2 separate regions of the Homo sapiens genome follow, and region 1 is linked to region 2. Evidence: chromatin loops called from intact Hi-C (ENCODE). Cell type or tissue: gastrocnemius medialis. All regions are shown on one strand. Each heading gives the region's core, and the rest is flanking DNA. Links, peaks and the distances in the headings are about the cores only. Region 1 overlaps ZBTB20 (zinc finger and BTB domain containing 20). Region 2 overlaps ZBTB20 (zinc finger and BTB domain containing 20).

What was found. A loop is a pair of places that touch in the nucleus more often than their neighbours do. Peaks named below come from ENCODE experiments on the same cell type or tissue, not always from the same donor. Only the 100,000 strongest peaks of a DNase experiment are listed, where the experiment ranks them.
Region 1: it touches region 2 in a loop (2.6-fold over the local background); 3 of 110 quality-filtered maps call a loop at or near these places.

What each region holds. Positions count from the first base shown.
Region 1 is chr3:114,505,959-114,508,879 of GRCh38, reverse strand. All of the region lies in intron 6 of ZBTB20 (zinc finger and BTB domain containing 20), which reads left to right. All of the region lies in intron 1 of ZBTB20-AS5 (ZBTB20 antisense RNA 5), which reads right to left. Among named protein-coding and RNA genes, the nearest start is that of ZBTB20-AS5, 54 kb to the right of the region's middle. In gastrocnemius medialis, for the core only: no CTCF peak of the experiment used is centred there; no DNase peak of the experiment used is centred there; H3K27ac peaks cover 2,500 bases.
Region 2 is chr3:114,623,755-114,626,675 of GRCh38, reverse strand. The region is part of intron 6 of ZBTB20 (zinc finger and BTB domain containing 20); the gene reads left to right. Among named protein-coding and RNA genes, the nearest start is that of MIR4796, 120 kb to the left of the region's middle. In gastrocnemius medialis, for the core only: no CTCF peak of the experiment used is centred there; DNase peaks (open chromatin) are centred at 1,645 and 2,495; H3K4me3 peaks cover 1,671 bases; H3K27ac peaks cover 2,500 bases.

The sequences.
Region 1 (2,921 bases), core at 98-2,597, 120 kb after region 2:
CTGATCACAGTAATAACCAACCTCAAGAAGTCATTAGTGAAGACTAGAACAATATCCTATAACTAGTCAGCTATGAAGAAATTGGCATAGCTGACTCTTTGATTCATGTTCTTATGGAAATAATGGGTTGCAAAATAAAACTACATTTCTTTCTCTCTCTCTCTTGAATTCATTTTTTTACTGGATCTTCTCTACAAGTTACATTGGAATGCAGATTTTGTTTTTGTTTTTGTTAACAAGATTCGAATAACACTCAAAGGCTTTAAAAGCCAAAGTCCATCTTTAGATATAGCTTTCTTCTTTAATCTACTGCCAGTTTCTTATGTATGTGTATTTTTACCTTCCTGATGCCTTCGCCTGTTGATTGGTACATGTTAGTGCTTTGCTTATAAGAGTTGGGCAATAGTTCAGTGATCCAGTCCAAATCTGGGCCATAGATAGAATGGACTCATCTTCTATTTAAGAAAAGTGGCAAACTGCTTTAAATGAATTTGGTTCAGACAAGGTCATTGGAGCTGTTCATCTAACCCTGTGCTGTATGTAATGGACACTTCTGCTGAGCTCCAAAGCTAAAAGGTAAATAGACAAAGAAAGCCAGTAACTTGCCACCCCTGTTAGACCTTATCTGTGAGTCTGTTATTAGATTTACATTCTTAATCATATGGGGCACATTTTGGTCATTTAAAGGAATTGTTTAGTGGTTCTCCTGTTGTCTTTGAAGATGGTCCAGGAAATAATAATAGTGAGTTCATATATTACTTTCTGGACCTTCAAAAAACTTTTTCTTTAATTGGAAATTGAGTTTATATACATATTCAATATGAGGTTTATGAAATATTCAGCAAATTTCTTAGACATGAAAGAATTAATTGTTAGACTGTTTTACTCTAGATAATCGCTATGTTAAAGCCTTAGTAGATTCAAGTACATTTTTCCCAATTTTATTTGTGTTATATGCACTTGGCAAATTGAATAAAAAACGTGAGCACCATATATTACTATTTTGAATGTAATAACTTATCAACTATCTGTATTGCTTATTTCTTTTTAAACTGTAGAATGTATTTTACTCAACTGTATTGTGATTCTGTATAATTTTTAGGGTGAACATTTTATAGAATTTTATAGAATCATACAGAGTTAAACAAGACTAGAAAAGTTATTGAATTCATTCTCCTGACTGGAGGCAGAGCTGCATTTATTTTATCCAAAATAGATGAAGATTTTTCCTATTTTAAGAGAGTCAGGAAGAAAGAAATTTCAGAACTGCTCTTAGCAATCTATTTGATTATTTACCACTTGCATATTTAGAATGTTCATCTTTAAGTCTTAAATTCTGCACTGGACGGTTTAATGTCATTTTGCCCTAGGACAAAAATGCTGATCATTATCCTCTTTGTAACAACTTTTCTTATAGTCAAAAAACCATAAAGACACACCTCAGCTCTTTCTTCCCTAAGCTAAATTATCTCAGTTTTTCAAACATTTGCTTTTGTTTCTATAGCTCTTTCTATACCTGAGTGGCAAAGGGGACTATTTTTAAAAGCTCTGTCATATGTGATGCCTCTTAGAGAGGCACTGCATATTTTAATTTCACTGTGCTGATGTGGAAATAGCCACAACTTTTTCATTATATGCTGATGGACAGGGCATTTGTGTTCATTTAACCTTGAGGTTTAAACTTGTTCCCGAAAAAGTAACTGACTCATAGCATTGGCTAGACCCAAGAATAAAGAGCATCAGTTTTCCTAATCTTCAAGCTCATCTTGCCCCCACTCCTAAAATGCACTAAAATTAACTTTTCCTTGACCTCTCTCTGGTGCTATTTATTTACTGATTTAACAACTTTCTTCTGTCATCTCTGTCTCCTAAAATAGACGGACAGCATTTATTCAACAAACATTGGAGTGTCGTGCTGTGTTTCACACACTATGCTAGGCTTGGGAGATTCAAGTGTGAACCGTTAGCTGACTCAGAGACATAGATGTCCCAGGCCATGTTCAGGGAAGAGCAAATAGGCTGTCACCGTATATAAAGAAGCAGCAGTGGGAAAATTTTTTATTAAAAGTAGAGAGGTGGGCCGGGGCCAGATTGTGAAAGGTCTTGGAGGCTCTTAAGCAAATAGTTGGTAGTGACAAGTCTAAATGATTAGACCACATGATAGCAGTGCCAAACCTTTTCAGCATCCCTTAAGATCAGTTTACTATAAGTCAAAGGTCCTGGTACATCAATCCCTTTGGAATTTATAGAGCTACAATTTCAGTAGTTTAAGATATAGAAGAGAAAGTTCTTTGGAATCAGATTGTAAAGGATTCCTGAATGTCATCATGCTAAGGAATTGTGTCTAGTTTAGCAGCAATAAAAAACCATCCTAAATGTATTAAACAAATTCGGTCCTTGCCACCCCTCCCAGCACTACTGCTTTCATTTCATTCTAGTCTGTCAGACCCTATCCCCGTAAGAATCAAGAAGGAACAGGGAGATTCATATGGGGTGGGATGGAGTGTTACATTGTATCTTGGCAATGTCTCAGGCGCAGAAGCAGTCCCAGACCTAATTGCTGAACTTTAAAATCTTCTCTCTTTATTGATTATAACCTTATTTCATCATCAAAATTTTGAAGGCAGGCCATTTTTTAGGATTGTTATCATAGCATCTTAAGAAAAAAAGATCTCAGTATCATTCTCTTATTGTTCTTCTTGAGACGGATCCAAAATAATATGCGTTTTGGAAAGCAGACCCCAAGATATGTATGACCATTTGTGGCATTTATAGTCTTCTTCTTCCTGACCAAAAGGAATGAAAATACATCAAGAATCTGTCCTGCAGGAAACCCCAAAGTACCTAGAGAGTGATGGCACAGGTTCTGTATGCACATATAAATACCCTTGCATCTGGCTTTCTCCTGTAAACCTTTTGCC
Region 2 (2,921 bases), core at 114-2,613:
TACCCAAATTCAAGGATTTCACATAATAGATTTTCAACATCCTGTGTCTTCAAGTATAATGTTTAACATACCCAGACAGAAATAATCTTTTTAAAGCAGCAGTGTAAGCAGTGTTACTCAACTGATTTTACTAGAGTCTTCATATTGATTCCTCTCAATCCAGTGGAACAACACTGGAGGGGGATTCTTTCACTGGATACTTATAAAGATGATATGATATGATAATCAAATAATATGAATAATAAGCAATTTACTGAATGTTCACCATGTGACAGGTACTGCTGAGATAAGGGTTAATGAACATTGATTCAGTGCTTACAATGATTCCATGAGGATGATAATATTATTTCCATTTCAAAGAGAGAGAAACTGAGGCTAGAAAGCTCATTTGCCCAAGATTAAACAGTTAGTAAATATGTGTTCAGATGACTTAATACCCTCTGAAATGAAAGCTGAAAGTTTATTTTACATTTCCTTACCCATATACATCTGTGCATCTCTGAGGGACAACATTTAGGAATATGTGGTGGGTCCTCATTACTCCTCTTAAAAGGACTTTAAAGAAATATTTTACTCGTGTTCCCGAAGTCTGTTGCTCTCCTTCTGTTTTCCATGCTGTTTTATTCTACATCATGTGACTTGAGATTGCTTTCTTCCTTCTTTATGGCCATTACTACCATTTCCTGATAGTTATCAGTCTCCACCTGGCATCTTCATCTAGATATGGTTTCTCTAAGTCTGTTCAGATACCAAGACTTTTTTTTATCAGTTGACTTATAGAGCAATTTGCCTCCTCTGAAACAAAATGTCTATCACTAATTTTTTTTATGTTGAACCTTGTTTTTCTATCTATTTTATTTTCCCTCTCCCCTTGCTATATTACAGTACTACTGCAGAGGGAGAAGTGTTTGAAGTCCTGTTAGTGGGAGCATCACTTCTTGATGGAGGTCTAATGGAGGTCTATGTTGGCCCCATTGAGTAGAAATATGGTCACAGTGTCATAGTTCCCCTATGTTTTATCATTAACTGGTAACTCTCTTTTCTCTAAGCTCTTCTCTACCCCCACCCAAGCTCAACTTAAAGAGTACTCCTCTTTAACCATTTCATACAGGCTATATACAGACACTATTAACCCAAATGTACACCTTTGAGATATCAGACTCATATTATTTTATGAAATATGAGGCTTTTCTTGCTATTTAACTGCAGTGCCTTGCATTTTATTTGTTTTGCTACTTACTGAATTGGGAAAACAGTACCAAAATACTAGGATAGTATATAGGAAGTCACCATTTCTTAATTCAAGTTTGGGAGCATGTGGAAGAAAAGACATTTCAGAAACCTTAATGAGCATCTTTTATCCTCCAGGGCTCTACCAGTGCCCTCTTTTTCTGACTGTGGTACTCTGTTTTGTCCTTGCTATGTTTGGTAGGCAGCTTTTTTTTTTCTCTTGATGCTTCTTTTTTTACAGTCCTACAATCTTCACCCCAGAGCTGATGAGGCGCTTTCATTTTGACCTGCAGTATTTCTGTGTATTGCAGAACAGAGCCCTGCCATCTAGACTGCCTTTCTGCTTCATTTTGCTCCTGACCTAAACCCCCCTGCTATTCCAGGCCTGGCCTCTCATGACCAGAGACTGCTGACTCATCCTGGCCTGTGCCAAGCTGTGCAGTCGCTTAGTGATGTGGACAGGAGTCGAAGGACTAGAATGAGATCACTGAACTCATTTCACTTGTTGCTTACGGTACAGTCCAGCATGAGCTGGAAATGTAGGAACCTCAGCCTCCCGAGCAGAAAGAGTAAGTAGATAAAACACACCGCATCACCAAGTCCTCAACAAGCAGTAGTCGGGTGGTGGGTGGGGGCTCGCTCTATCATGGCCGTGGCTAGGGCATTCTGGTTCATCAGGAGTTTTCCTTTGTCCTCTCTTCTTCCTCTTCTCCACAGTCGTACCCTTCCCCCCTTCCCTGAACTTCCCTTCTGAAAATGTCTGGATGGTACAGCAGTGATCTGGGCAGAAATGAAATTTGGCTAATAAGCAGCCTCTGCACAAAATTCTGGAACAGTGACACTGTTGAAATTGCTTAGTTTAGTTTGTCTACTGGGAACTCACATGAACTTCCCAACAGAATTCAAGGGGATGAAATCTTTTTTGTTCTGTTTTGTTCTCCTTTCCTTTTTGATTCTCTTTTTCTTTCTGTTTTGAGGGAGGTAGTTTCAGGAGACATGGCTGCATTCTGGTGTGGTGTAAAGTTTTCCGTCGGGAGACAATAATGTACATTCCTCTGGCAGGACGGGATGGGTTTTTTTTTTTTTTGTTTCTCTTACTGTTGTTTATTTATAAGACATTTCCTCCCAGTTAGTGGAAGTTAGATCGTAAGAGGCTCCAGTGATTTTCCTTCCACCTCCCCTCCCTAATTTCTGTGCTTCAGCACTCTGGAACACTGTGAACTCGACAAACTAATCAGAGCAGGGAGCTTAACAGCCAGGCCTGGACACCCTCAAGAGACTGTGTGCTGATTCTCAGTCGTCACTCCTTGGATCAGGAACCATAGTCCTGGTGAGTGGTGAGGTTCCAGAATTTGATGTGTCAAGGATTTTATTCTTGGTGTCTCTAAGGCAAGCAGGAAATAAAGGGTGTTTTTAAAACAAACAAACAAAAAATACAATTAAAGAAATACTACCAAACAGTCAAATGGAATGATGAAGATTTTTAGCGGGCACAACTTAGAGCACTCTACGGACAATGGCAGAGCCTTGAGGCTATGCTCAGGAGCAGCCTGTAGGCATAGGTTTCATACTGCCACCGATGGATGTCAGCCTTGACATGCCTAGCAAACATGCTTGTTGGGGGGAGGAAGATAGGTGAGTGGGGGCAGGGAGGTAGTATTCAGGGAGGTAGATGGGGGAAGTGAAAGTGG